Regions from separate parts of the Homo sapiens genome. Here region 1 is linked to region 2. The links are chromatin loops, found by intact Hi-C in ENCODE. Cell type or tissue: endothelial cell of umbilical vein. All regions are shown on one strand. Links, peaks and the distances in the headings refer to the core of each region. The heading gives the core; the rest is flanking DNA.

What was found. A loop is a pair of places that touch in the nucleus more often than their neighbours do. Peaks named below come from ENCODE experiments on the same cell type or tissue, not always from the same donor. Only the 100,000 strongest peaks of a DNase experiment are listed, where the experiment ranks them.
Region 1: it touches region 2 in a loop (10-fold over the local background); 6 of 110 quality-filtered maps call a loop at or near these places.

The regions. Positions count from the first base shown.
Region 1 is chr11:34,593,662-34,609,134 of GRCh38, forward strand. No RefSeq gene overlaps it. Among named protein-coding and RNA genes, the nearest start is that of EHF, 20 kb to the right of the region's middle. RefSeq lists enhancers at 1,021-1,315, 5,468-6,667, 9,961-10,255. In endothelial cell of umbilical vein, for the core only: no CTCF peak of the experiment used is centred there; a DNase peak (open chromatin) is centred at 6,020.
Region 2 is chr11:34,803,345-34,818,817 of GRCh38, forward strand. All of the region lies in intron 6 of LOC102723568 (a long non-coding RNA gene), which reads left to right. Among named protein-coding and RNA genes, the nearest start is that of APIP, 110 kb to the right of the region's middle. In endothelial cell of umbilical vein, for the core only: no CTCF peak of the experiment used is centred there; a DNase peak (open chromatin) is centred at 6,487; H3K27ac peaks cover 2,283 bases.

The sequences.
Region 1 (15,473 bases), core at 2,780-10,779, 210 kb before region 2:
ATGGTTCAAGGCTTATCAAAGATAAATCCTCTGTCTTGTTCATCTCTGTGTCTCTCATGGTATCTAGCAGACTTCCACCCAAGATATAAAGACACTATGACTAAGTGAATGATTTTAGTCTTACCTACCTGCCTGTTAACTTACCTACTTGCATCTCACTTATACTTCAACTTTTGGCTTCTTCCTCAACCTCAACTACCCCATTCTTCCCATGGCTCACTGTGCTCACTGGCCTCCATACTGTCCCTTAAATAAGGAAAGCTGCCCTAGCCTCAGGGCCTTTGCACCTGCTCTGCCTGCTGTTTGGAATGCTCTTCTTCCCATATACCCATCTGTTTTAATCCCTCATCTTTTAATCCCTCATCCCATCTCTTCAAATGTGATTTCTACAGAGGGTTCTCTGACCACCTTATCCAATAACCAGCATTCCGTCTCCCCTCTGCCATTCTCCATCATCTCACCATGCTTTATATCACATATCACTAAGTGACAGTATACTATAAACGTACCCATTTGTTTACTGTCTGCCTCCCTAACTAATGTATAAGCTCTCTGAGGGCAGGGACTCTGTTTTATTTGTACACCACAATTATCTCCAGTGCCTTGAATAGTGTCTGGCATGTAGAAGGAATTCAAGAAATACTTGTCAAGCTAGGTGCTGTGATAACTACTTTATATGAAATTAAGTATTTCTCCTCCAGCAGCTCTAAAAGTTTAGTATGTTATTATTGTCTCTGTTTTACTGATGAGTGAACTGAGGTTCAGAGAGGTTATTTAGCATACGTATGAAGACAGAATTAGTGAGTGATTGACCTGAGATTTGAACTCAACCTGTGCTGTCTAAAGCTAGCCAGGCAGCCTCACATACATGGCAAATGCCTACTGAGACATGAACATGCAGGTTGGGATCCCAAACTGTTGGGAAGCATAAAAGAAAAACACTAAAGATGTGGGGAGTGTAGGACTTTTTTTTTTAATAGGCCAGTGGCCCTCTCTGCAACCCTTTGAATGATCAGCTTGATCAGAGAATCCCCTACCCCTACCCCTGCCTCAGCCAGTTTCTATCTGGCTGTGTCATCAGCTGGCTGATCCAAACAGCAATGTCAACAAAAGAATGGTGATCAGGCACGTAAAGCAATGTGTCAGAAAGAAAGAAAAGGCAGCTCAGATGATGCAAGATCATCCAGATGTCAAGCACTGTGTGGTGGCACACTTGCCCGTTCATGTTGTTGATTTTTTAAACATTTGTGATAAGAACAAAAACTTAGTTGCTTCCCTCAGGTCCTCCCTGTATGGATTAGTGCAGACATCTGCCGCTTCAGGCTTTCTGATTGGTTCCCACTGGTTTGGGGCAAAACCGGAAGCTTCTGAGCCAAGTGCAGGGGCAGAAGAGCTCCCAAGAGCTCCTGGGAAAACTAGGAAGGACAATCAAGAAACCACCGGCAGCTCCATTTGCAGGATCTCATCCCATCAGGGGCTGTCTCAGGAGGGGGAATTGGAATACCATTCACCTGTCCCCTTTGCAGATACACCAATGTCTCGTTCAAGAACAAGCAGAAAGGAAACACCAGATTGCCCAGAGCACAGGATTAGGACACACCACACAGAGCCAACTCAGCGTATCATTGTTTGCATTGATCATCTGGGGATGAAGCAGGCTCCGTTCTGGAAGGGGCAACCTGAATAGAGAAGAGTCTGACATTGGAGTCAAGCAGAACTTGGTTGGAATTTGGCTCATTGCTGGGTGATCCAGAGACAGTTATTTAATCTGAGAATCAGATATCTTGTCTGTTAAATGGAAATTATAGTAGCCACTTCACAGGATTGCTGTAAAGAGTACATAAAACCAGGTACCTGCAATGTATAGTGCTAAGCCTGACACGTAGCAGGGTGTTAGTAAGTGGTACCTCTGACTGGGGATGGAAGCCAGAGGAGCTGGACCTTTATTTGACTGGCCAGAAGCCAGCTCTCTAGTCACCTTCCTGATCCTTCCTTCTTCTGTGTGTACACGGACAATGTTTTTCTACATAATGGAACAGTGGCCCTCAAAACTTGTTTTCATAAGAATTATCCAGGTTGCTAGTTATTAATACTAGTTATCCAGGTTGCTAGTTATTAATACTAGTTATCTGTGTTGCTAGCTAAAAATACACTCAGTTCCCATCCCCAGATTTTTCTATTTCAGTAGGTGGTAGTGGGTTCAGGAAATCTGTGTTTTTACCAAAGTATCCCCTACTATAGAATTAATTTTTGTGTTCCCCCCTCATTCATATGTTGACATTTAAACCTCCACTGTGATGATACCAGGTGGCTTTGGGAGGTGATTAGGTGATAACGATGAAGCCCTCATAAATGTGATTACTGACCTAATAAAAGAGACCCCAGAATGCCCCCTTGTCCCTTCTGCCATGTGAGGTCACGGTGAGAAGATGGCATCTATGAACTAGGAAGTGGGCCCTCACCAGACGCTGAATCTGCTGGTGCCTTGCTCTTGGACTTCCCAGCCTCTAGAATTCTGAATAATAAATTTCCGTTGCTTGTAGCCTAGTCTATGACATTCTTTTGTGGCAGCGTAAATGGACTAAGATGTGCACCCTCATGCCCTTTAGGGAATTGTGACTTTGAGAAATGCTGCCCTAGGATTTACAGAATGCTGACAAAGCTTTGTTGACTCAAATGCAAAATATTCTTATAAAGACCAAAATAGAAATGAATACTCCCTTGAACTCCTTTGGATGTGCACTTTGCGTAGTTATAGCACCTTTTCATCATGTGCAAATGAGACGCAAATGAATCCTTAGTTTGACCCAGAAAGAATGTCTTTGCTGGTAGGGACTACGGGAGAGAGAGAAGAGCCAGAATACTGTAGGAAAATTAACACCGGCCACGAGACAACTGGTTGCTAGCTCGGTAGCTGTGCAACATTGGCATGTTACTTGAACTTCTAGAAATCTGTTCTTTCTTCTGTAAAATGAATATGGTCTGGAAAGTAAAGACCAGTCACCTCCTCTATCAGTTGGAGTCTAATCAGGAAGAAACCTAAGTGTCTTCAACAGAGGGAATTTAATGCAGGGAATGGGTCACACCAGTGTTAGAAAAGCTGCAATGCCAAAGAGGGGATAAAGAGATAGCTCAAAGGTTAATAAGAGCAGAAAGTCACTAGTATTCATAGGCTGAAAAGAGAAAGGGAGGAGATAGTGTTCCCGGAATCCCTGATGGGCTTGTCTGGAGGGCGCTGGGGCCATGGAGGAAATGTAGTAGCTGCTGGAGGCATGCTCAGGGCAGAGAGGGAGCAGAGAAATACCCTGGCTTCTCATTTTCTTTCTCCAGTCCTTGCAGGCACCTCACTGGCTGAACTCAGGGGAGCATTTCTCCTCTACAGAACAGAGTCTCCTTGCATACAACAAGAGGGTCAAACAGAGGATGGCTTAATTTTTCCTTCCATTTCTCACTTCTATGATTCTCTCCCTTCAGGTTAAGTAAGTGAGGGTAAGTAAGCTGCCCAGTAAGTGAACAGTTTTCCAAACAAGCCCACAGCACCACCTCTATATACAGCAACTCTCTGTTTATCAGCACTGCATTAACCAGGACTCTCTATTAACTGGGACTTCCAGTTCCTTAAATTTCTTCATGGTTCCTGTGTACTCCCAAAGCATCTTCATCAAACAAACATTAAGTTACGCTTAGAGACCATTTCTCAATTGAATATAGATAAAAGATTCTAAGGCCTTGAAAAAAATTAATACATGCATATTAGATATAGCTATAAAAGCCAGACTATCTGATTAATTATGTGACTGGTGTTAAACTGTTTGGACAAAGGTTGGCTAAATTCCCTATGAATACTTACTTCCCTACTTCTGTGGACAAGGAAAAATAGACCAAAGGTTCAGATAAAAGCTTGATTCAATGTCATCTCTTTTCTCACGAATCTTGGTCATGTGTGGGAAGTGACCCAGATCTAGAACCTTAGCCTTTGGGACTTAAAAAAAAAACAAAAAACTGTTGAGTTGAATCATTAAGTGTTACTGAGGGACAGGAGAGAGGAGGGTAGCTTTCTTAGTTCCAAGACAAATTTTGTTAACAAAGATCTGTGGGTAGACTTGTGTCTGGGCAAAAGATCAGAAGATGTGCTGTTCTAGGCCTCTTTGCCCTCAGACCCATTCCCTATCCTTTCCCCTTCACTGTACCCCCTTATCTCCTCTTCTGCTGTCTTCCTCTGGGCCTGATGCTTGAGGATCCAGAAGTTTCTCAGGCTCCCATGTTCCAGCAATCCAGGCCTCCTTCCCAGTAAGGGATGAGTACAGGGGCCACACATAGCCCTGCAAGTTTTGTAATCCAACTTGAAATCCAATGGCAGAATGAATGGTTATATATGGTGTGACCCAGGACCACATGCAGTTGTATCACATGCACTTAGAAAAGAGCCCCATTTCTTGGACTCATTCCCAGACTCAATCTCTCTGAGGGTAGGACCAGGAATTCGGCCCTTTTCACAATCTTCCCAGGTGATTCTCTACATAGTATAATAATACAAACTCATGGAAATATATTTAATGAAAAATGAATAAAAGAATAAATGAAATAACAAATGGTGATGGCTGGCACAATGTGTGTATCCATTCTCCTACTGAGGTGCACTTACTTTGCTTCCAAATGTTCATTTGACAAGTAGTGATGCATTGAATATCCTTGTACATGTGAGCATGCAGTAAAGTTTCCATGGGCTTATATTTGCTGGATTATGGGCACGTGCATCTTCCTCTTTTCTAGATATTAACAAATCACTCTCCAAAGTATTTATAACAATCAACACTCCTGAACAAGCAGTGGGTTGGAATTCCTTCCTCATCACATCCTGGCCAACAATTATTATCATCAGATTTTTTAATTTTGCCAATTTGAAGGAAATGCAGTGGCTTCTCATGTGTTAGTGTTTCTGATGATCAGTGAGGTTGAGTGTCATTTTTTTTTTTTTTTTTTTTTTTTTTTGAGATGGAGTTTTGCTCTTGTTGCCCAGGCTGGAGTGCAATGGTGCTATCTTGGCTCACTGCAACCTCCGCCTCCCGGGTTCAAGTGATTCTCCTGCTTCAGCCTCCCAAGTAGATGGGATTACAGGCATGCACCACCATGCCTGGCTAAGTTTTGTATTTTTAGTAAAGACAGGGTTTCACCATGTTGGTCAGGCTGGTCTCAAACTCCTGACCTCAAGTGATCTGCCTGCCTCGGCTCCCAAAGTGCTGGGATTACAGGCACGAGCCACTGCACCTGGCCGATTGAGCATCTTTTTATGTGTTTAATGATGCTCATTTTTTATTGACTTCCTTCTGTGCTTTCTTTTTTTTAGCAGTGAATTTGAGTTGTAAGAATATGTATTTCTTTCACTCTGGGATTCACCTACATAAAGTAATTTTCACTTGAATGAAAAAGAAATCAGTTGTATAAACATCTGTTTTTTCTGAATTTTACTGGTGTAAAAATGGCCACTCAGCCCTGGAAGAAACAAAGGCACTTTGCCAACTGAAGTTGCAGATGGGAAATTTTTAGAAAGGTCCTGTTCAACCTCTGGAAGGGGAAGATCATATCTGAAAGTCAGGGTAATCCACCCAACCCAAATGTTTCTTCTACTATGGGTTCTGAGGATTCGTCCATGTGCTTCTTCTGCGTTGCTGCCATCTGATTTCCTTTGCTAGGCTCCTCTTGCAACTTGGGCTACAAAGAGGTGCTTCATAGTCCACAGTCTTTGCCTCACCTTCAGTCTTGAGGTGGTCCCCTAGGAGTTATTGGTAGTTGCCGCTGGAAGCCATTCTAACAAACCTGGCGAAGGCACAAAAGGATAGAAAGCCTTTAGCCAATATGGTGCCATCAAAAACAAACAGAGCACGCTGCCCAGTCCTCTTCTGGTTGCCTTTACTAATGCATCAGTCATACTTCTTCTGCACTCGATCTTAGCCAAGAGGTCGAGAAGCCATAGTCATAATTCTTCTGAAATTAATCTCTTCCTGCCCCACCTCCCCATCATCTGTCTTTGAATTCCCAGGGCTAGTACTCATAAGATTATCTCTTTCTTCTCCTTTATGAGGAGACCCATTCTTTTTCACAAACCAGCCACAAAAGCAAGTGTCATTACCCCCTACCGGAAATACCAGACAGAGAGTTCATCTGGGGTTAGTTTCTAATCAAGCCTCCTGCCCGGGTTTTTCCTGCTCCTGTCTTGAAGCGACCACAGGGGGAGAGCAGTTTCCAAATATGATCCCTCCTTTCCACTGTCACTTGTCCAACCCCGACCACTATCATTCTTTTATTTGCTTCTCCCCTGAGCCAGCCAAGAGCCTAGGTCAGTGACAGGGCAGGCAGAAGAGAGAGGGGCTTCCAGGAAGGAGAGGGAGCAACCCACAGAAGAGGCAGCAAGACAGGAAGGCGGGCAGGGGCTGAAAATCCAATACATATCTAAGTACATTTTTCTAGGATGGGCTTCTACACTCAGCCAAAACATATATTGCATATTGTTTGTATTTTTTAGAGGTTTACAGGTCTCCCTGAAAGTCCCTCTGTGGAATTATAAACCTCTAATAAAAAATCCCAGGGTTAAAGAAAGGAAAAGATGAAGGAGAGGCCCACACTCTGAAAGGAAAGGGTTCAGCGACTCCTGGAAGGTTCTGGATGGTGCTTCCTTGACCAAGTCAGCTGCTTCTTCTACCTGGTCTCCTTTGTGGTTCAGCTGGGGTGGGGCTTACTAGAAAAAGCTGTGGGAGGTGGTTGCTCCAACGTATGGGGGCTGTCTGTAAGTGTAGGTGTTATCTGATGAAAGCTGCCCCGGGTGAGGGTTTGTACAGAAAGCCCCTGGTGGTGGGGAGATAATGTCAAGCTTCTCTCTCTCTCCCAGATCCTGGTTGTATCCTCTGTCCCTCTCCACCCCCACCCACTCACCCACAGACTTCCAAGGAACCGGCGCCTGCAGACATGCCTCTCTGATGCCCTCCCAGTAACCCCTGGCAGGCAGCACAGCGCCAAACCTCTTGGCCTTACCCCACTGGGCCCATGACCCAGTGGCTGTGCCTCTGGGTCCTCCCTGTCCTGCAAAGAGAACTGGGCCCTCAGTCAGGTTCTTCTGCTCCAACCCAGTGGCCACCTGTGCTCTTGGGGAGCTCGGGGGAGGCTGGGAAACTTTCAAAGAGCAGTTAATCACTAACTAGCTGGAGATAAGAGAGAGAGAATGAAACAATTGAGAAAATGCCCAACCCAGAGGTTAGTGCTTCCCTGCCTGCACACGCCAGAACCTGGCCCGCGCAGAGAAACTGGCGATCAAACTGAGTTTGTTCACTGGAGAGAGCTGACATACAGTCTCTAAGGGGCTGCAGTATCCCAGGCTGAGGTCCAGTGGCAGCCGCTGCCCCTTTCCTCCTAGGGCCCTTTCCTTCAGCCATGCCTCAGCCCTGAAGACAAACAGGAGCAGTTTTCAAGGAGCCCTTCCCTTATCTCTAAGGTCTGGGCCTGGAATTCAGCTTGGCCCATTTACTATGCCAGCTCTGTGCAGGGTGCAGAGATCCAAGATAAATCAGACAGGGTCTCTGCTGTCAGTGTGCTCAAGGAAAGAGGCTTTTAGGGGAAACAAATCTAAACGACTGCCAGCTGGAACTTCAACTCTGTAAAGCAGCACCCTGCCACATCTGCCTGCTGGAACATTTTCATCTGCTGGGCTCACGTAGCTGTGCAACAGCTGGGGCTGGGGTCACATTCTGGGCTGATCTGATGATTATTTTGGCTAGAGTGAGCTCATCCTTTTTGTTTTCAGGAGCTGTTCAAGGGTGGTCTGATGGTTTGGATCAAGACTAGCTGTATCCCGGAGAAGAATACGTTGACTTTTCTGGGGTGGGGTCTGGGGCAGAAAGCAAGAAGGCTGCCTTACTTCAAGGAAGGCTCTCCTTCCACCTTCTGCCCTCTGAGTGCCTTGTATGCGCAAGTGACACTAGACAAAGTGCTTAACACTTATTACCTGACTTGAATCTCCCAATGGCCCTGTAAAGCAGGTACTCCATTATCATCACCACCCTTCTTTTTACAGGCAAGAAAACCAAGGCACAGTCAGTTTAAATAACTGGCTCAAGGCTGCACGGCCGATAAGTAGCAAATTTGGACTTCGAATCTGGGCGCTCTGGCTTCAAAGTGTGCTGTCCATTGTTCAGGTTCTGGTCTGGTACTGGCAATGTCAGCCACACCTGGAAGCTTGCTAGGACTATAGAATCCCCAGCTGACCCCAAACTCCCCAAATTAGCACCATGATTTTAACAAGATCTCAGGTGATTGGTGTACACATTACAGTTAGAGAAACACTGCCCTTTTCACATTATATGGCTCTGTGCTCAGTACAGATTTAATTTTCTTTTTTTTTTTTTTTATTATACTTTGAGTTCTGGGGTACATGCGCAGAACATGCAGGTTTGTTACATAGGTATATATGTGCCATGGTGGCTTGCTGCACCCATCAACAGGCCCCGGTGTGTGATATTCCCCTCCCTGTGTCCATGTGTTCTCATTGTTCAACTCCCACTTATGAGTGAGAATGCGGTGTTTGGTTTTCTGTTCTTGTGTTAGTTTCACAATCATTCTCAGATTTAGCTTTCAAACTATTCATTCCACCTGCCAACAATTAGCGAGCTCCAGACATTGTGCCAGGTGAATGATGGAGGTGAAGAGACAAATTTCCTTATAGAACTTGGCCATGCCCTTCATGCAGGCAGTGTGTGGAGTGCAAGTCAGGACACTTGGATCTAAATCCAGTGCTACCACCTGCCGGCTGCGAGACTGTGGCTGAGTCATTTCACCTTCTTGGGTCCCAGGTTCCTAATCGGTAAAACCGGGAGGCAAGCCAGAGATGTCCGGCCCCAGCAGCATATTCTATGTGAACAGGATGAGGTGCCCAGCAGGCAATCAGTGGGGATCTGCTGAATGAGGGAACCAGTAAATGAGTGAGTGAACCGATCATCCACCACAAGGAAAGAGCCCTCCATTTCCAAATGAAGAAAAGAAGTATGCTAGTGGAGGGGAGACGGGATTATCTGCTGTGTGTCAGGGAAGAGTAGGGCCTTCCCAAGCTCCCTTAATACTAACATTACACAGGGGTCCTCGCTTGCCCTTCTCAATGGTCCACTCAGATGATTTCTCTTGGCGAATGTCTGCCCCACATCTGTGTGTCACTCAGCAACTTTGGCCACCTATCCAGTGTGGGATCTCTAGATCACAAGGTGGGGAAAGGGGTGAGGAATGACCTAGAATCCTGGCCTCTGGCCTTAGAGCCTCACTTGTTAAAGGGAAAGGGGCAAATAAGATCTGAACATCAAAAATTATTTCAGCTTGCCTTCCCTCTCACTTTTCTCTGTCCCCTTCTCCTCTTGTCTTCCCTGCAAACCACTTTGAGTCTCCTTTGGTTACCAAGATAAAACCAATCCACATTAACTATGGCTGGTATTTTTTTCGCTTTTACTCCAAGCCAGTGCATAGAGCATTTTGCTCACATTAGATTATGGAATCCTTCAAACAACCTGATGATGAGTGGGTGCCATTGATACCCCCATTTTATAGCTGGGGCAACTGAGGCACAGGGTTGTTAAGCAGCTAACCTGAGGCCACTCGGTCACTTCCTTGTGGTGGGCCCAGGATTTGAATCCAGGTTTGCTCAACTCCAAAGCCTGTGTACTAAACGACACTTCCTGCCTTGATAAGATAATTGTGGTTGTTACTTGGCCAAATAAAGAGCCTATGGAGAAGTTGTTTCCAATGAAGCATATCAGCTTCTAAATCTGGCTGAACATTGGACTCTCCAAAGGGGCACAAAATACAGCTTTCCGGGCACCATCTTGAAATGACTGATTCAGCAAATTGGTCGTAGGCAGCGAGGCACCTGTAGTTTGGTAAAGCTCCCAGGTGATTCTGATAATGAGCTTGTGCAGAACCCATTTACCTAAGGAGAACGCGGGTTCAAAGGGACTGGACGGCTCTTCCTTATTTAGAGTAGGAGGCTGTTGGCTTCCGAGAATGAGGGCTAATTAACTTTGGGGAGCTTCCTGCAGTGACCTTTGCCTTCGGGGAAAGTGTGGGGATTGAGATAAGAGAGAGAAATCCTTGGCGGCTAGGAGGAAGGGTAGGGTGTTTGCTGTCAGGCTCCAGGCTTAGCCCTCGTGGTGTCCCTCCTGGAGATGGTGTGCACTGAGTGCAGTGGCTGCTGGAGAGTGGGTGGAGAGATGAAGGTGACAGGGGTGGGATTAATTAAAATATCAGGCAGTGTGGCTGGGCGCAGTGGTTCACACCTGTAATCCCAGCGCTTTAGGAGGCCAAGGCAGGTGGATCACCTGAGATTGGGAATTCGAGTTTAGCGTGGCCAACATGACGAAACCCTGTCTCTACTAAAAAAAATGTAAAAATTAGCTGGGTGTGGCGGTGCACTGCAATCCCAGCTACTCGGGAGGGTGAGGCATGAGAATTTCTCAAACCCAGGAGGCAGAGGCTGCAAGTGAGCGGAGATCACACCACTGCACTCCGGCTGGGGCAACAGAGAGAGACTCTGTCTCAAAGAAAAGAAGCAGTGAACCTTTAGATTATCCCACTCTAAAAGTGAGGCAACCTTAGTTTTTCTGGGTCTTTAGAAGCAGAAGTGCCCTTGGCTATTTCTAGGCTGAGGGCCCCACCTAGTTCAAGCCTTCTAAACATCCAGTGTTTTGCTATATTCATTTACCACTTGTCCTATTAGACTCTTAGGTCTTTTTTTTTAATGACTCACTTATTAAAGAATGTGCATTTATTTACAAGGCAATAATATCACTACCTTTAATGGAAAATTAGCAACCCTGGCTACACCTAGAAGGTAACTGTTAATAAATAGGATGAAACCCAAGGCTGGAATTAACTTCTCATTGGATCCTGCAGCCTATGCTCCTTTCACTGAAGGGTGATATCAGCCAACTGAGACCTCCTCTAAAGTCTGTGAAGGATTGAATTAAGAGAATTGGAAAGGGCACACATTTCTCATGATGTGATTCAATATTGATTAATTCCAGGTTCACCTATTATCTAAAACCATGTTACTGAAAGTGGCTTATAAATACCGCAGCACCAGAATGTAAACTCCACAAGGGCAGAGTTTTTGGTTTTGTTTTGTCTTTTAAAAATCTGTTCATTGCTTTATTCCTAGACTCTGGAACAGTACTTGGAATATAGTAGGTGTTCACATATTTATTGACTACGTGGACTCTTTTTAGACTGAGAAGCGGAATATAAAGTCAGAGGGTCCGACTGGTGATCGAATGCCTTCGTTCTGTACTCAAGCCCACTCACCCACTTAGTTTTGAGAACTCTGGTGACCCAACCTACAGCCTGTCCCACCTTCAACTTATTCCCATTCCTTGGGTGCACGTGTTGCTGTGAGGATCAGATGAGGTCATGGATGGGCAGGACTCTGAACTGCGTGCCCTCTGCACAGGGAAACGGCTGGGCCGATTATAAATTGCAAAGGGGATGCCTGATGGTGGCCCCATGACTTTTCATATGCTTTGGGCTGTTGTGAGAGAGAGTGCCCAAAGCCTGATTCTGGAACATTTTCTTTGCTGTCTTCTAAATGAGAACCTGCTTGCTTCAATTCTCCCACTGAGCAATCATGCTGACATGAGGGAGGTGGAGTCAGACCTTACATTGTTGAGACCAGATTCTGTGTTCTACGAGTATTGGGAAGGGTGATGCAGGCAGGCACCCACCATGTTCCCTGTGAGTGCTTATTTTTAATAAAAACCTTGGTATACTGCTATTAATGAAAATAATAATAATAATAATAATTACTCCTGCTAATAATATAAGGAAACACCCACTGGTCTGTGACTGAGCCAGCCTTGCCTGAAGGCAGGGGAATGAATTCAATGACCTCTTGACACTGGTCTCAGCCCTTTGGTTCTATTACCACCTTGTAAACCTGAGGTTGTTCTGTTTTTATCCCTAGGGAGTTGTGGTTAGAACCTGCCAGAAATTTCTCACTATGAATCAATCTTCCATTGGTCACTGCCCTTTTCAACATGCCTGTCATTCAAGACTTACGATTTCCTAGGCATTGACAGAGAGAAACTGGCCATGTGGACCAAGGCAGTGGGATTTACGTGACACCCGCCAAGCCGGTGGGGCTAAGTTCCATTGCTGAAGTCTGATACCTGTCATCTGCTGTGGGGTGACATCCACACCATGTCATTCTCCATTCGTTCAATACATATTTGTGGATTCCTAAAATGCCCCTGCTGCTGTGATAGTCCAGCTCAAGAGAGAGGAAGTACATGAGATGTTACCACACAGTGTGGTATGTGCTGGAGAGGTGAAGACTCTGGAGCAGAGAGGCAACAACTCAGGTGGGGACTGAATGGTGGCGGGGTGAGCTCATCAGGAAAGGCCCCCCCAGGGAAGCTGTGTTTGGGCTGGGGTCTAAGGATGAGCAGCAGTTAGCCAGGGAAGACAAGGAGTAAATGTACCTAGGCATGTGGGGCAGTCTATGCAATAATGTGGGGAGGAAGCAGAGAGAAAGAGAATGGGAGAATGGCCTGCCTGTTTGGGGAAATGAAAGGAGCCAGTATGTAAAAATCAGGTGAGAGACAGCTGGAGATGAGGCTGCAGAAATAGGTAGGTGCCAGGTCACAGAGGGCCTTGTGAATAGTATCATGGACGCTGGACTTTACTCCAAAGGGCATGGGAGCCATCAAAGGGTGTTGAACAAGGAGATGCACATTATAGAAAGGCCAGGAAGGCCTCTGGGATCTCCTCTTCTCCAAACTGTGGCTCTGGGGACAGCTCCCTATAGTGGTCTTGGGCAGCACCAAACTGGTGTTTAGGCTCAGCTCACATGCAGCTCACAGCAAGATGGTGACAAATGACTCATCCTCAAACAACAGAGCAGGCATAGGAAGGAGGCCCCGGTTAGGATCTTGCTTACCTGGTTTGCTGGTGGCCTATGCATTTAATTGTAGAACAGAATGCCAAGCCACTTTTTAACCTTTCTTCTACACCATGCCCTGCACCTCCCCTTCTCTCTCTGCTCTTCTCCCTTCCACCCTCAAATTTCTAAGCCATGTCCAGGTCTCGTTTTCACCTGTGCCAGAGAAGATCTATCTGACTTTGGCCATGGAAGAGGTATAGCAGGTATCAGTTGGAGAGGGCTGGAAAAGCTCCCTGGTGCTAGATATGGACGACCTGAGCTTCCAGTCCTGGCTCTTGCAGCCACCAGGCATTTGACATGGGCAGAAGCACTTTTCCTCACTGAGCCTCTGTTTCCTCATCTGTAAAATGGGAATCATGGTGATGGTGTGATATTTGAACAAGTTTTTTTTTTTTTTTCAAAATTGCTTTGTAAACTGCAAAGCTCTGAATAAGTGTTTATTTGGGATTATTAGGAACTGCTTTGCTGGAACAGTCTACCAGAGGGATGGAAGGAGAGGAACTGAGAAATCCATTCTTTGAAATATTTTTATCATATGAGATACAAATATGTATCTATATAAATATAGATATAAATATGAACAAATATATCTGTCATAAAATTTAAAAAAGGATGAACCTTGCCCCCAATCTCACCCCTAGCAGCAACTATTAATTTTTTGTTGTATATCTGCCCAGACACATATAAAATATATATTCAAACAAAAAATATAATCATATTATAAACTTTGTTTTTTAGCTTGTTTATTCACATTACATGGAAATCTTTCAGCATCATGGCATATAGATCTGTCTTTTTAATATTACTTCATGGTCTAGGTGAACTATAGTTTATTTAGCATTTTCCTTTTGGTAAACATTAAAGTTAGTTGCAATTTTTCATCATATATTTTTTCTGGTCTTTTGTACATATATCTATGAGAGAAATTCCTAGAAATAGGGTTGCTGACTCAAAGGATACCAGCATTTTAAATTTTGGTAGGTACTACCAAATTGCTCTTCATAAAGAGTGTACAAATACACCCTCCCACAAACAGAGTGCCTGCCTTCCATGCCTGGACCAACCACAGGCATTACCACCTCTGCTGAAGCTTTTTCATGAGACAAGGTCTTGCTCTGTTGCCCAGGCTGGAGTGCAGTGGCGTGATCTCTGCTCACTTCAACCTCTGCCTCCCAGGTTCAAGTGACTGTCATGTCTCAGCCTCTGGAGTAGCTGGGACTACAGGTGCGTGCCACCAAACCTGGCTAATTTTTGTATTTTTGGTAGAGATGGGGTTTTGCCATGTTGGCCAGGCTGGTCTCGAACTCCTGGCCTCAAGTGATTTGACTGCCTTGGCCTCCCAAAGTGCTGGAATTACAGGCGTGAGCCACCATGTCTGGACTGCTGAGGTTTTTTTTTTTTTTTTTTTTTTGAGACCAAGTTTCACTCTTGTAGCCCAGGCTGCAGTGCAATGGCATGATCTTGGCTCACTGCAACCTCCGTCTCCCAGGTTCAAGGGATTCTCCTGCCTCAGCCTTCCAAGTAGCTGGGATTATAGGCATGTGCCACCATGCCCAGCTAATTTTGTATTTTTAGTACAGATGGGGTTTCTCCATGTTGGTTAGGCTGGTCTCGAACTCCCAACCTCAGGTGATCTGCCCGCCTTGGCCTCTCAAAGTGCTGGGATTACAGGCATGAACCACTGCGCCCAGCCTTGCTGAGGCTTTTAAAACCATGAAACGCTCCTCCTCCCTCAAATGGTCATGTGGCCACTGCCTGCTTCATCACACTGCTCCTCTGTCTGACAAGCCTGTTCTTATATAACACCAGTAGGTAGGGCCATCCGAGACATGGTTATCCAATAAAATGGTAAGAACCAGCCCTAGGGTATTTGGGAAACTGGCTGTGAGGGTTCAATGGAATATTCACATTTCCAAACATAAAATCTAGCAGCAATGGAGAAACGTACTTTAAGCAGAGAGTTTTGCGCCTGACACAAGAAATTATTATTATTGTTGTTATTGAAAGTTCTGACACACAGATCTCGGTTGTGTTTGGAAGGAGGATAGTCAGAGAGAGGAGGAAGGTATGAAGAGGTCGAGGTGTTAGTTTTAAAAAGTGTGTCTTTGTCATTGTCGAGCTGTGGCTGGTCCCACATCCTGGTTCTATCAGGCCTTTGGTGTTACAAAATGCAAAACACCAGGCAACCAAATAGCGTTTCCATGGAAGTATCCCATGACCTCTGGTGCTGTGTACAGGTGAGACAGTGAGCACTCAGAAAGGGATGGCCTGGGTGGGGAGGGCGAAAGGGGCCTCTCCAGCCTCTGCAACATAAAACAAGGGGCCAATGGAAAGTTCTGGAACTGGATCACTAAGAAGACAGGCCCCACTGCTGGCATGAGTGGGATGACCAAAGAATTAGGAAACTGAGATTGGAGTTGGTCACCAATTCAACTGGCCCATTTAAAAATTTTCATAAGCAGGGACAGAGGATCAAGCCAAGAGCACTAGGGAGATGGTGATGAATGGA
Region 2 (15,473 bases), core at 3,000-10,999:
TATAGCTTCAAGTCTTACATTTAAGTCTTTAATCCATCTTGAGTTAACTTTTGTAGACAGTGTGAGATAGGAGTCTGGTTTTATTCTTCTGCATATGGCTAGCCAGTTATCCCAGAACCATTTATTGAATAGAGTGTCCTTTCTCCATTTTTTTTTTGTTGACTTTGTCAAATATCAGTTAATTGTAGGTATGTTGCTTTATTTCTGGGCTGTCTATTCTGTTCCATAGATCTATGTGTCTACTTTTGTATGAGTATCATGCTATTTCAGTTACTCTAGCCTTGTACTATAATTTAAAGTCAGGTAATATGATGCTTCCAGTTTTGTTTTTTCTGCTTAGGATTGCTTTGGCTATCTGAGCTCTTTTTTGGTTCTATATGAATTTTAGTATTGTTTTTCCTAATTATGTGAAAATTGCATTGGTAATTTGATAGGTATTGCATTGAATCTGTAGATTTCCTTGGGAAGTATGGTCATTTTAACATTAATTCTTCCAGTCCATGCTTATGAGATGTTTTTCCACTTGTGTCTATCATGTGTGATTTCTTTCATCAGTGTTATATAGTTCTCCTTGTAGATATCTTTTACCTCTTTGGTTAAACATATTCCTAGGTATTTTTTATGGCTATTGAAATGGGATTGAGTTATGGATTTTATTCTCAACTTGAACATTATTGATTCATAGAAGTGATACTGATTTTTGCACATTCATTTCATATCCTGCAACCTTACCGAGGTCATTTATCAAGTCTAGGATTCTTTTGGCAGCATCTTTAGGGTTTTCTAGAATAAAGAGCATGTCATTAATGAACAGGAATAATTTTACTTACTCTTTTCCAATTTGAATGACTTTTATTTCTTTCTCTTGCCTGATAGCTCTGGCTAAGACTTCCAGTAATATGTTGAATAGAAATGATGAAAGTAAGCATCTTTGTTTTATTGTAGCTCTTAGGGGGAATGCTCTCAACTTTTCTCCATTCAGTGTGGCATTGGCTGTGCATTAGTCATAGACAGCTCTTATTATTTTGAAGTAAGTTCCTTCAATGCCTAGTTTATTGAGGGTTTTGAACATGAAGGGATATTGAACTTTATTGAATGCCTTTTCTGCATCAATTGAAATGATTATGTGGTTTTTGTTTTTAGTTCTGTTTATATGATGAATCACATTTATTGATTTACCTATGTTGAACCAGCCTTGTGTCTCAGAGATAAAACTTATTTGATCATAGAGGATTAGTTTTTTAATGTGCTGCTGGATTCAGTTTGCTAGTATTTTGTTAAGAATTTTTGCAACTATGTTTGTCAGGGATATTGGTCTGTAACTTTGCTTTTGTTGTTGTGCTCTTGCCTAATTTTGCTATAGGGGGTGATAGTGGTTTCATAGAATGAGTTAGAGAGGAATCTTTATCCTTGATTTTTGGGAACAATTTTAGTAAGATTGCTGCCAGCTCTTTTTATATGTCTAGTAAAATTTGGCTATGAATCTGTCTGGTCCTGGGCTTGTTGTTGTTGTTGTCAGGAGATTTTAAATTACTGATTCAGTTTGACTACTCATTATTGATCTGTTCAGCATTTCTATTTATTCCTGGCTCAATCTTGGGTCATTGTATGTTTCTAGGAATTTATCACTTCCTATAGGTTTTTATAGTTTGTGTGCATAGAAATGCTCAGAGTAATCACTGATGATCTTTTGAATTTCTGTAGTATTAGTTGTAATGTTACCTTAATCATTTCTGGTTGTGCTTGTTAATAGCTTCTTTCTTTTTTCCTTGGTTAATCTTGCTAGTGGTCTATCAATTTTTTTATCCTTTCAAATAATCAACTTTTCATTTCATTGATCCTTTGTGTCTTTTTTTTGTCTCAATTCATTGAATTCTGCTCTGATCTTTGTCCTTTCTTTTCTTCTGCTAGTTTGGGGTTTGATTTGTTCTTGTTCATCTGATTCCTTGAGGCATGACATTAGGTTGTTAATTTGAGATCTTTTTATCTTTTTGATGTAGGCATTTAACACCATAAACTTGCCTATAAGCACTGCTTTTGCTGTATGCCATTACGGTCACAATTAAAAATAGAAATAAACAAAGAATCTATTCAACCATGTAAACACAAATAAAAAGCCATATCCATCATCATTTATTGGGTAATATGCATTGATTATAATTGATTATAATAAATCAGCATGTAATATATTCCAGACACAATGCTAAGTGCTTTACTTACATTTTACAGAAAAGGGTGTCGGGACAGAAAGTTTATATCATAATGTTTAGTTAGGGTTTTCCACAAACCTGAGACATTTCTGGTGCTTCACCTACGTTCCCTCACTTAATCCTCATGAGGGAAATATTGTATCAATTACATTTTCAAATGAAGACAACAAGGCTCAGAGGGGATCATCAATTAAGTCTGAAGAACTAGTTTAAAGAGAAGCCCACTTGAATCTCTAAACAAGGAGGCAGAACTAGTGATATTCTTAAAGAACACTTTTCAGCTTATCACTATTCTGGGTCAAAAGAGATGATCTTTCTTTAAATTTGTTCTTTCCCCTTAACTCTGTTGCCCTTTGCTTGGCTACTATATGTAAAGAATGTAGTGAAGTCAGTGGTTTATTCATTCCCACAGCTAGTGCTTACTGAGGACCTACTCTGCTAGCTGCTGGGGACTCTGTGATTGAAGATCTGCTCCCTGTCCTAGCGTTGTAATAGTATATTAGTAGGCTAAAAGATAACAGCCATTTCCCGTATAGCATTTGTCCATATGTATAATCTCTTCAGCTGCATCCTGAGAGAGGTTTCACTGGTATCATATCTCAGCCTCAAGGCACTGACCACGTGAGCTCTTCCTTTACAGCTAATTGATCCAAGTGGCCCTGACTAGGTCTCTAACCAAGAGAAGGCTCTTTGGAGATAGAACATTTTCAACAAGCGAAAACACAGAAAATCATGACACATTGAAACTTGCAGTGGAGGCTTGGATCATTTAATTTTTCTCTACTTCTACGAAAGATTTTTTTAACATTTCCAGATTAAAGTGGTTCACCTGAGTGCCCTGATTCATATACATACATTCACATACAAGTCAGGAGAGCAGGGCAAGATTCCAGTCAACCTGGAAATGTTGAAAAACATCAGATTTTACATAAAAGATATGTGTATTTTCTCCAAATCTACATGTGGTCATTCAAACATCAAACCAGAAGCTCTGGGAGTCTCACTGAATTCTCGGTTTGCCTTGAAAAGTCATGTGACCTTGACAGCACTATTCATCAGCACTAGCTTCAGTTTGGCCTTTTTCCATTAGAATCTATTAGCCATCAGTTTTTTCTTTCAAGACTACTATTCTGTGACTCCTGTATTTGATTTCTAAAAATGTCCTAGTCTCCCAGAGATTCCCACCCATGGGGTTTGACTTTGTATGTTACTGATGGACTAGGGTGCTTTACTCTCGCAGATATTAAATATTAACAGAGAAATATGGAGAATATGCAAGCTAAGAAAACTACACATACACTTATTGTTTGGTAAGCAAGCAGATTTTTTTGTCCTACACTGGGTTACAATAAAGGCTATATTTATTTTCCTCATCTTAATGCGTTCTAGGATTACCTTTGAGTCCAGACAAGTAGAAAGGTGAAGACTTTTTTTTTTAAACATAGGCAACCCAACACACCAGTTGGTCCCAAAGAAGACGTGCACTTTCACGTGATTGAGAGGTGTGAGACTAGCCAGGCAGCAAAGGCTATTACCATCAAATTCCACTTCCTCACTTCCTTCCACTCCACCAAATCTAATCAGTAACCGCAGGGGAAGGGCAAAGGCATTTAGTAAGTATTGACACCCAGGATTCCAAGAAGCGTACCAAGCTTTTACCAGGACTGTTCAGGTTTTCAGAGACAAACCAATAGGAAATGACTTTTTCTATTCCCAGCCCATCAAAAGAATGAAATAAAAATTGCCAAACTTGACTTGGCATGTGACCACAGTGCTGCCAAAGACAAGGGGTATGACTGAAAGGAGAAGTCAATAAACCTAAAGTCACCATCCACATCCAACCCACCCCACCACCCCCAACCCCACAAACATACACTGCTGCCTTCACCTCTTTTCCCAGTTTGACCAATGGGTAGTTATATGAGTATTAGTCTCAGCAAGAGTCAAACTAAAAACACTGAGAACCATTAAAATTTTCCTCAGATGAGACCCTAAAGCATGGGAGATAATTCAATATGTTGTCATCAAACTATGGTAAAAACATTGTCTCTTAATTTCTGCCAAAGACAGCAACAAATCTCTCCTCAACTCTCTTAATCTCATGCCAAATAAAACAGCAACTCTATTCCCCCAAACTCTAAACTCGTGTCAACCTGTTTGTGATGACGAAGTTAACAATTTGTAAATTTGAACTTCAAGTGGGTTATTCCTCATTTGGTAGAGACAAAACTTAATGAATTGGATGTGCTGATGGTAATCTCATGGATTTCACTGCAGCAGCTAATAGGATTATAATCACCACACATCACAATCTTCCATGCTTCCAGAACAGACTTGATGTCACCTAGATCTCTTCAAAGATGTTCCCAAACACAGACTACATTCATATTTGCTTAATCCAACAACCCCTTTTCCAAGTGCTTTCAAGTATTTTCTGAGACAGGTTCATGACAATTTTGTAGTTACAATGGCATTAGAACATCTCATGTTTAGCTGGTCAAAAGGATTTTTCCAACCATTCGACCTAATGTGTACTCAAAATTATGTGGGAATCTATACCACATGAATTAGCAATTAACCCTAACTGTGATACAGAAGAGGGAGGGAAAGTCTATGTCTTCACTGAATTTCATGGTTCTTTATTACAAACTGCTAGAGGACATGTTCTTTGGTTGGTGCTGGCATCCTCATTAGCACTGAGCACCACAGCTCAAAAAGCGTGGCTGAATCGATGTATATTGGTGACGTATATCACCAGGAAAAGAACTGCTGAGTTTTGTCACTAAACATCCTTCAGCCATTTTTTGGACCCATCTAGAGAACCAGACTCAAGACAGGTCAAAGTAACAATATGACATGAGGTGGATGAAGCCTTGGAGACAAAATGAATTGTCCTAGGGTCGCAATAGGAGACAAAGGTTAGAACTTAGAATGTGGGGGTCAGTAATTTAAGTACTGTAGTCCCCATGTCCCTTGCTCCTTTTAACCCTTTGAAACTAACCTACGGAGTTCTGCTTCCATCTCTCTTTTGTTTATGCAACTTTTGAACTGGGTTATTTCATTAATTTCAGGAACATTTATTGAGGACCTAATATGGGCGCAGCATATAGAAGGTAGTTTATACAATATACAGTTTTGAGTATATATAGTAAAGAAGTCGGGCAGAACTGAATTCAAACCTCAGTTCTACTTCCTACTAATTCATTACTTTAAGCAAGAGAATTGGTTTCTCTGTGCCTCAGTTTTATAATTTCCTCATCTACAAAACGAGAATAGTAATAGTGTATATCTCACAGGGTTGTTATAAAACTATTGTAACTATCATTATTCTTATCATTGTACCACAACAAATGGTACAAAAGTATAACCATCAATCCCAGGAGAAAAGACACCCTATGAACTGAAAGAAATTAAATACCAAATGAGGTGGCATGTGCTGTATAAATTCGGAAGGAAAAGTCAGTGAAGGTTAGGGTGATCAATAAGGTTTCATAGAGAAGAAAGGGCTTCAGTTGTATTATAGAAAAGAATACACCATGAGAACAGGCAATAAACCATGAGCATTTGATCAAGAAAAGTGTGCTTGGAGAACGTAAGAGTGGATGTAGTGAGGAATACATTTGAAGCTAGGCTGGGAAGGGATTGACTATCCAACTAATAATGATTTTTGACTTCCATTCACTCATTCATTCAACAAGCATTTATTGAGTGAATATTACGGTCCCATGCATTGTTGCCTTGATGATGCAATCATAAGCAAGGCATGGTCTATTCTTGTGGAAATAAACTAATACCAACCAAATGAGAAAAGCAAAGGCTATTTATTCTGAGCTTGAGAAATAATTTATTCTGAACAAGAGGATCAGCCACTGTCACTTGTATTTTTGCAGAAATGCAAAGGCAAGTAGAGGAGTGGGAATGGGAAAGCCTTGTAGTGGAAAAAATGGAAGGCTTCAGGTGTGCCCTGATTGGAGGCTATTGGCATGGGAAGCTGTAGGCAGGATAACTAGAAATGGGTTTCCTGTGTTATTGGATAGGGGAGCATATTTGGTTTTCTCTGGTGGGTGGTAAGTTGGAAGTAGGAATAAAACTTAGGGAAGCTTTCAGTTTTTAATCAAGTCTTGGCCATTTTGGGCCAATTTTTACATGAGTTATTTTTTTAGCTTCCTGAATTGTCATTAAAGATAGCAATCTGGCTTCCTGCAAGTCTGACTTATAACAGGCTGGCTTCCTGAACTGTTTATTGCAGATAAGGAGGCTGGTTTCCTGGGCAGGTTGCTGCAGGTTCTGAGTCAGAATTCTACTTTTATATATGGTTTAGTCATTGTCTGTTTGCATATTCAGCTTCTCAGTGCAGTGAAGAAAAAGACTAAAAAAGGTTGTTGGGGACAGGAGCAAAACAACTACGTTAGAGTGTTATAGGGATGATGAAGTTGGGCTGGGAAAACCTACTTTGGATAAAGTAGTCAGAGAAGGCCTTTCTGAGGAGGTGACAACTATGCAGAGACCTTGAAAATGAGAAGAGGCCAGTCATTTTAGAAGCATAGGGAAGAACATTTCAGGTCAAAGGACAGAGAAAATACTACTTTGAGCTAGAAAAAATATGGTGGGTTTAAATAAATTACAGATCAGTGCAGTTAGGCAGGAATAAGCAAGGAGAGACAGCAAGATAGGAGGTTTGAGAAGTAATTAAGATTCAGGTCAGACAGAACTCTGTGTGTCAAAGTGGAGAATAGATTCTATGAGAGCAGGGAGCTTAGGCAGAAAGCCTATTACAGATGATTTTAACAGCGCAGGTGGAAAGATGATGGTAGCGGTCTGGCTTAAGTTATGGGAAGTAGAGATGAAGAGAACAGTTCACTGATTCCTGGAGACATCTTGAAAAAAGAACAAAGAGCACCTCCTGATAGCCTGACTATGGAGGAAATGGGGAATGGTGATAAAGGGAGGAAATTAAATAACTCCAAACTTATGGGCTTGAGCAACTGAGTACAGGATTATAGCATTTACTGAGATGGGGATACAAAACACAAAGAAAAGTAAGTTATGGGGGTGAAAAATCAAGTTTATCTTAGGGATTGAGAAGGCCATTAATATAATAACAGCCATCTGGAGATAAGAGGCAGGACAGATTCAAAAGTCAGAGACCTCTTGGGCTTAGCCCACATTGACAGTTCACACCTTTTTAGTAGAGAAAATAGACACTCAAATAAAGGACAAACAAGGAAGACAAAAGCTGCAGGAAAAAAAAAAACTACAGATATTTAGCTAAGAATACCTGGCCTCAAAGTTGCTGGTCAGTTTAGCTTTTCAAAAATTGACAACAGTGGCTCACGCCTGTAATCCCAGCACTTTGGGGGGCCAAGGCAGATGGATTGCCTGAGCTCAGGAGTTTGAGACTAGCCTGGGCAACATGGTGAAACCCCGTCTCTACTAAAATATAAATAAATAAATTAGCCAAGCATGGTGGTGTGCACCTGTAGTCCCAGCTACTCGAGAGGCTGAGGCAGGAGAATTACTTGAACCTGGGAGGTGGAAGTTGCAGTAAGCCAAGATTGTGCCACTGCACTCCAGCCTGGGTGACAGCGAGACTCCATCAAAAAAGGAAAAAAAAAAAAAAAGAAGAAGAAGAAGAAGAAAAAAAAAATTGACAACAAGAAATGGAATTGCTTAACATTGTGTGGCCCAATTACCTAGTCTATTGATTGCACTTGAAGCATTCATTGGTGATACAATCATGCAAGAAATGTTCCATTCTTGCTTATAGTCTAGAGAGGCAGAGAGAAGTGTCAGGTTCAAGTTAGCGACTAGTCATTTAAAAGAAGAAAGCCTCTCTTAGCTGTTGACCTTGCTTTCTACTTCACAGGGAAAATGAAAGCAATAAGAAGAGAACTTCTAGATTCCCACAACATCTGTCAACCGCTAGCACCTAGAACCTCATGTTATGCCCTCCCTCCTGTTACAATTGGAAAATTGTTCATGCTTGATAACGAAGCCAGTACCTTCACTCTAGATCCCATTCTTTCTCACCAATTCAAGGACATCTTTCCAGCAATTCTCTTCTCTCCTTTTTGTATAATTTCCATCAACCAATGAATTCACTGCTCATGCTTCCATCATCAAAAAAATAATAATAATTACAAAACAAATTTTAAAACCTTTACTGAAGTAAGTGAACTCTGACTTGACTTCCCCCACCAGCAAATGTCTCATTTCATGGCGCTCATTTTCAGGAAACTCCTTGAGAGAGTTGTCTCTTTTTGATGACTACAATTCCTTTCCTACTGTTTTATTTTTCATTTGCTCAGGTATATTGCAGTATAATTAGCATGCAATAAAGTTCACCCTTTTAAAGAATACATTTTCGTAAGTTTTGAAAAATATATTGGTCATGTAGCCACTGCTATAATCAAAATATATAACATACATATCACCTCAAAAAGTTTCCTTGGACTCTGGTTCCAAAATGATGGCATAAAAGCAAGCCGGCTTCACTCCTCCCCAACTCCCCAAAGAAAACCTAAAACAAATATAGAGTTCAAAGATTATCACCAGCAATATACCAGAACTTAAATGTAAGAATGAGACAGTTCCTGCAGCCACAGAAGATTGAAAAAAAAATCCAAGCAGATGGTAAGAAAATCAGACTTCCATGTCCATGATGCCCGTTTTCTCAATCTGCTCAGCACCAAGCATGCAGGAAATTTTTCCTAGATTTATGGTTTCTACACTAGAAAAAATTGAGATTGAGGTGAACAGCCAGCTTCTCCACTATCTTGGGTTTGTTGGCCGTGGACTTGCCCCTGCCTCAACCCATAGGAAGCATTGCAAGTACCTGAAGGAAAAATTAGCCTTGGAATAGCCAAAGGAAAAGGAGAGGGACTATGATTCCCAGGCTTAGAAACACTGCTCTGTAACTCAGCCAAAGGAAACACCAAATCAGAATGGTTGTTCAGCAGCACCATACTGTAGGAGATTTGTTCCACAGGACCACTGGGCATGAGCTCCTAGCCTACCTTTCCATACTACTGGAATATAACCTTTGGGACCTCCGTCATTCAAGATGGGCAGCACTCTGGTTGTTTACTAGAACCAAGACAAGTGGGGCTTAAGAAACCATCTAGTATCTAAAATGAGACAGCAACCTAGTTGGGGGAAATAAATTAACAGGTAAATTACAAAGAATTTCTAAACAAGTGAATCCAATAAAAACCAAAACAAGCAAGACAAATAAGACTAGAATAAATAATCTTTCACTGCAAGATGTAGACATACATCAACAAGAAACAGCAAAAACAGGGAATCATGATCTCCCAAATGAAGAAAGCAAAGAACCAGTGGCTGACCCTAACTAGATGCTGATATATGAACTCTCTAAGAATTCAAAATGCAGTTTTATGGAAACTCAGTGATCTCCAAGACAACACAGAAAGGCAATTCAGAAATTTATCAGATAAATTTAACAAAGAGATTAAAACAATAAAAAGAAATCAAACAGAAATCTTGGAACTGAGAAATACATTTACTGAACAGAAAAATTTATTAGAGGATCTCAACAGCAGAATTGATCAAGCAGAGGAAAGAATCAGTGAGCTCTAAGACAGCCTATATGAAAATACACAGAGGATAAAAAATAACAAGGAAAAAAGATAAACTACAAGATTTAGAAAATTACGTTAAAAGATCCAATTTAAGAATTATCATTACTCAAGAGGGAGTTGAGCAAGAACAAGGGGTAGAAAGCTTATTCAAAGAAATAATTGAACACTTTCCAAAACTGGAGAAAGAGATAAATGTTCAGGTACAGGAAGGTCAAAGAACACCAAACAGATTTGACCCAAACAGAACTACCCCAAGGCACATAATAATCAAACTCTTAAAGGTCAAACACAAAGAGAGAATGCTAAAAGCAGCAAGAGGAAAGAAACAAAGACCATATAAGGAACTTTGAATTAATCTGGCAAAAAACTTCTCAATGAAAACCATACAGGCCAGAAATGAGGAGAATGACACTTTCAAAGTGATTAAAAAAACTGTCATCCAAGAACACTGTATCCAGCAAAGTTCTCTTTCAAATATGAAGGAGAGACAGGGTCTTTCCCAGACAAACAAAAGCTGAGAGAATTCACCACGACCAGCCCTGTCTTATAAGAAATGCTAAAGGCAGTTCTTTAGTCTAAAATAAAAAAAAAAAACCCACTAACACGCAAAAAGAAAATATTTGAAATTATAAAACCCAATGGCAAAATTAAGTACGTGGACAAACCCAGAATGATAATACTGTAATCATGGTGTGCAATCCACTTGTAAGTCTAGTATACAGCCCAAAAGACAAATCTATCAAAACCAGTAATAGCCAAAGCAACCTGTTAAGAGATAGGGTATATAAAAATATGTAAACTGGGCCGGGCGCGGTGGCTCACGCCTGTAATCCCAGCACTTTGGGAGGCCGAGGCGGGCAGATCACAAGGTCAGGAGATCGAGACCATCCTGGCTAACACGGTGAAACCCTGTCTCTACTAAAACTACAAAAAATTAGCCGGGCATGGTGGCGGGCGCCTGTGGTCCCAGCTACTTGGGAGGCTGAGGCAGGAGAATGGCGTGAACCCGGGAGGCAGAGCTTGCAGTGAGCCAAGATCGTGCCACTACACTCCAGCCTGGGTGACAGAGCAAGACTCCGTCTCAAAAAAAAAAAAAAAAAAAAAAAAAGTAAACTGAGATGATAAAAAATCAAAATGTGGGGGGGGATGAAGTTAAACTATAGTGTTTTTTCTCTTTTTTCTTGGGTTATTTCTATTATTTTCTTTGTTATCTAATACAAGTTGTCTTCTTAATAAATCACTTGTTATATCTATAAGATATTTTTGTAAGCCTCATGATAGCCACAATGTAAAAATCTATTGTATATTAACTAAAAGTTAAAAGCAGTGAATCAAAATATACCAGCAGGAAAAAAATCACTTAATCACAAAGGAAGTCAGCAAGGGAAGAAAGGATGAGAGAAGTTACAAAACAATCATAAAACAAGCAACAAAATGACAATAATAAGTCCTACTTATCAATAACACTGAATGTAAATTTGACTCAATTCTTCAGCTAAAAGGCATAGAGTGGCTAAAAGGACAGAGGACCAAGGTCCAATTATATGCTGCCTTCAAGAAATGCTCTTCACTTATAAAGACACACATAGACTGAACATGAAGGTGTGAGAAAAGTTATTTTGTGCTATTGGAAACAAACAAACAAAAGCAGGAGTAGCTACACTGATATCATATAAAACAGACTACAAATCAAAGACTATATAAAAGGACAAAGAAGGTCACTACACAATAATAAAGGGGTCAATTCAGCAAAAGATATAATAATTATAAATATCTGTGCACCCAAAACTGAAGCCCCCAAGTATGTAAAGCAAAGATTAACAGATATAAAGGGAGAGATAGGCTGCAATACAATAATAGTAGGGGACCTCAACACCCCACTCTCAGTAATGGGTAGGTCATCCAGGCAGAAAACAAAGAAGCATCAAAGTTAACTACATATTACACCAATAGGTTTAGCTGACATTTACAGAACATTTGACATAACTGTTGCAAAAAAACCACATTCTTTTCATCCCCAAATAGAACATTCTCCAAAATAGGCCACATCTTAGGACACAAAACAAGTCTCAGCAAATTCAAAAAAGTAGAAATCGTACCAAGTATCTTTTCTAACCACAATGTAATAAAACTAAAAATCAATAACAAGTGGAACCTCAGAAAATACACAGACACATGGAAATTAAAGAACATGTTATTGAATGATCAACAGATCAATGAAAAATTAAGAAGGAAATTTTAAAATTTCTTGAAACAAATGAAAATGTAAATGAAACATACTAAAACTCTATGAGATACAGCAAAAGCAGTTTTGAGAAGGAAGTTTATAGCAATAAATGCTCATATCAAAAAAGTAGAAATTCTTCCAATAAACAATCTAATAATGCCCCTCAAAAAAGAATAACAAAAATAAAATGAACCCAGAATTAGTAGAAGGAAAGAAATAAATAGCACAGAGACTAAAAAAGTTACAGAATATCAATGAAATGAAAAGCTGGTTTTTTGAAAATGATAAAATTGACAAACCTTTTGCAAGATTAAGAAAAAGAGAAGACTCAAATAAAATCAGAAATGAAAATGGAGACATAACAACTGAAACCAGAGAAATAGACTCACTAGACTATTCTGAACAACTATATGCCAACAATTAGAAAACCTAGAAGTGGATGAATTCTTGGACATATACAACCTGCCAAGATTGAACCATGAAGAAATAGAAAACCTTAGCAAACTAATAGTGAGTAATGAGATCAAAAAAGTAATAAAAAGTCCCAGGACCTGATGTCTACACTGCTGAATTCTAACAAACATTTAAAGAAGAACTAATACCAATTCTATTCAAACTCTTCAAAAAAAATTAAAGAGGAGGGAATACTTCCAAACTCATTCTACAAGGCCAGCATTACCCTGATACCAAAACCAGAGGACACAACAAAAAAAGACAACTACAGGCCAATAGCATTGATGAAGACAGATGCAAAAACCTTCAACAAAATACCAAATCCAACAAAACATTAAAAAGATTATTCACCATGATCAAGTGGGATTCATCCCAGGGATACAAGAATGGTTCAACATATGCAAATCAACAAACATGATATATCACATTAACAGATCTAAGTATAAAAACAATATGATTATTTCAATAAATGCTGAAAAAGCATTTGATAAAACTGAACACCTTTTATGATACAAACCCTCAACAAACTGAGTATAGGAGGAACATACCTCAAGATATATATTCCAATATCAAATGGCAAATTTCAACAATGCAAAAACTGCAATTACATTTGCACCAATCTAATATATACTTTTAGTTTCAAGGGTATATGTGCAGGCTGGAGATATATATATATATATATCTCCTAAATCTGACTACTTCTTGTGTCTTCCACCTCTACCACTCTGGTCTAAGCCACATCATCATTTCTCTCTGAATTTCGGCAGTACCCATTAAGTAATCTCTTTGCACCCTTCTTGCCCTTCAATCTCAACACAATAGGCACCATGACTCTTTCCAACTCTACATCAGATCATATCACTCCTCTGCTTCAAACCATACAATGATTAACAAAATCAAGCATGAGAAAAACTATAGGTCAAATTGACTGAGTAATTCAACAGATAAATGGTAGGGAAAAGAAAGGGATAGAGAAATACCCATGGGTTAAAAGAGACTTCAAATACATATCAAGATTAAACTACAGTGACTAGAGATGAGCTGCAAACTTGGGTGATGAAACATAGAGAAACCAGGAAAATGGTTAGTATAAAAGTTAGACTAGTGGTCACATTTGGGCAGAGGCAGTGAACTCTGTTTGGGACACAGCCCATGGAACGGCCTCTGGGGAGAATGGCAAATTTAATTCTTGATCTGAGAAGTGGTTCGAAGAGCACAGCCCCATCATAACTGACTAAGCTATCCATTTGTTTTGCGTAGTTTTCTCTATTTGTATCTTTTATTTTTCAATAAAAACGTTAAAAGCAATCTTTGCAATGGCTTCCCACATCTCCTCAATTGAAAGCCAAAGTCCTTAAAACTGTTCACAAGGCCTTGAGGTATCTGGTCCATTGTTACCTCTTGGATCGGTTCCTTTCTTTGCTCACTTGCTCCTACTATGCCTGCCTTTTCTCATTCTGTTTCAGCCATAGTTGACTGCCTGTTTTTTCTTGCACATTCCAGCACATCTGCTCTAGTTCTTTCCTCTGCCCAAACATGTCCTTGGCTAAACCCCTCAACTCTTCCAAATCTTCTCTTAGATTTCATGTCCTCAATGAGATGGATGTTGTTGACTATTTAATACAGCCATCTGCCTCCTACCTTAAGTTGCAGACCCCCTTACCCGTCTCTACTTCTGTTTCCCATATAACCTTCTATCATATAGACTTCACTTATTTATTGGACCTTTTTTTTGGTGGTTTGTGACCCCACTAGAATGTGAGCTTCATGAGAACAGAGACTGTATGTTTTATTCACTGATGCACCCCACAGGAAAAGGTAAAGCCAAGGGTAAGGCCTGAGTGATTCGACAGGTAAAGGTACAATGAGCCACTTTGGGATTTAGACAGTTTATTACCTACATAGACAGTGAAGAGAAGGATGAACCAAAGGCACCAGCCCCTGTGATCCTTGTCCCACATGCCAAAGAGGATAACATTAGAACCAAAGGGGCCTGATGACTACGTGAGTTGTGGGATACCTGGTAGTTGAGGAGTATATTAGTCTGTTTTCATGCTGCTGATAAAGACATACCTGAGACTAGGCAACTAACAAAAGAAAGAGGTTTAATGAACTTACAGTTCCACATGGATGGGGAAGCCTCATAATCATGGTGGAAGGCAGGGAGGAGCAAGTCATGTCTTACATGAATGGCAGCAGGCAAAGAGAGAGAGCTTGTGCAGGGAAACTCCCATTTTTAAAACTATCAGATCTTGTGAGACTTATTCACTATCACGAGAACAGCACAGGAAAGACCCACCCCCATAATTCAATTATCTCCTAGCGGGTCCCTCCCACAACACATGAGAATTATGGAAGCCACAAAATGAGATCTGGGTGAGGACACAGCCATATCATTTCACCTCTGCCCCTCCCAAATCTGATGTCTTCACATTTCAAAACCAATCATGCCTTCCCAGCAGTCCCCCAAAATCTTAACTCATTTCAGCATTAACTCAAAAGTCCACAGTCCAAAGTCTCATCTGAGACAAGGCAAGTCCCTTCTGTCTATGAGCCTGGAAAATCAAAGGCAAGTTAGTTCTTCCTAGATACAACGGGGGCACAGGCACTGGGTAAATACAGCTCTTCCAAATGGGAAAAATTGACCAAAACAAAGGAGCTACAGGCCCCCATACAAGTCTGAAATCCAGAAAAGCAGTCAAATTTTAAAGCTCCAAAATGATCTCCTTTGACTCCATGTCTCACATCCAGGTCGCACTGATGCAAGAGGTGGGTTCCCATGGTCTTGGGCAGCTCTGCCCCTATGGATTTGCAAGATACAGCCTCCCTCCCAGCTGCTTTCATGGGCTGGCCTTGAGTGTTTAGGCTTTTCCAGGCACACAGTGCAAGCTGTTTCTGGATCTACCAGTCTGGGGTCTGGAGGACAGTGGCCTTCCTCTTACAGCTCCACTAGGTGGTGCCCCAGTAGGGACTCTGTGTGGG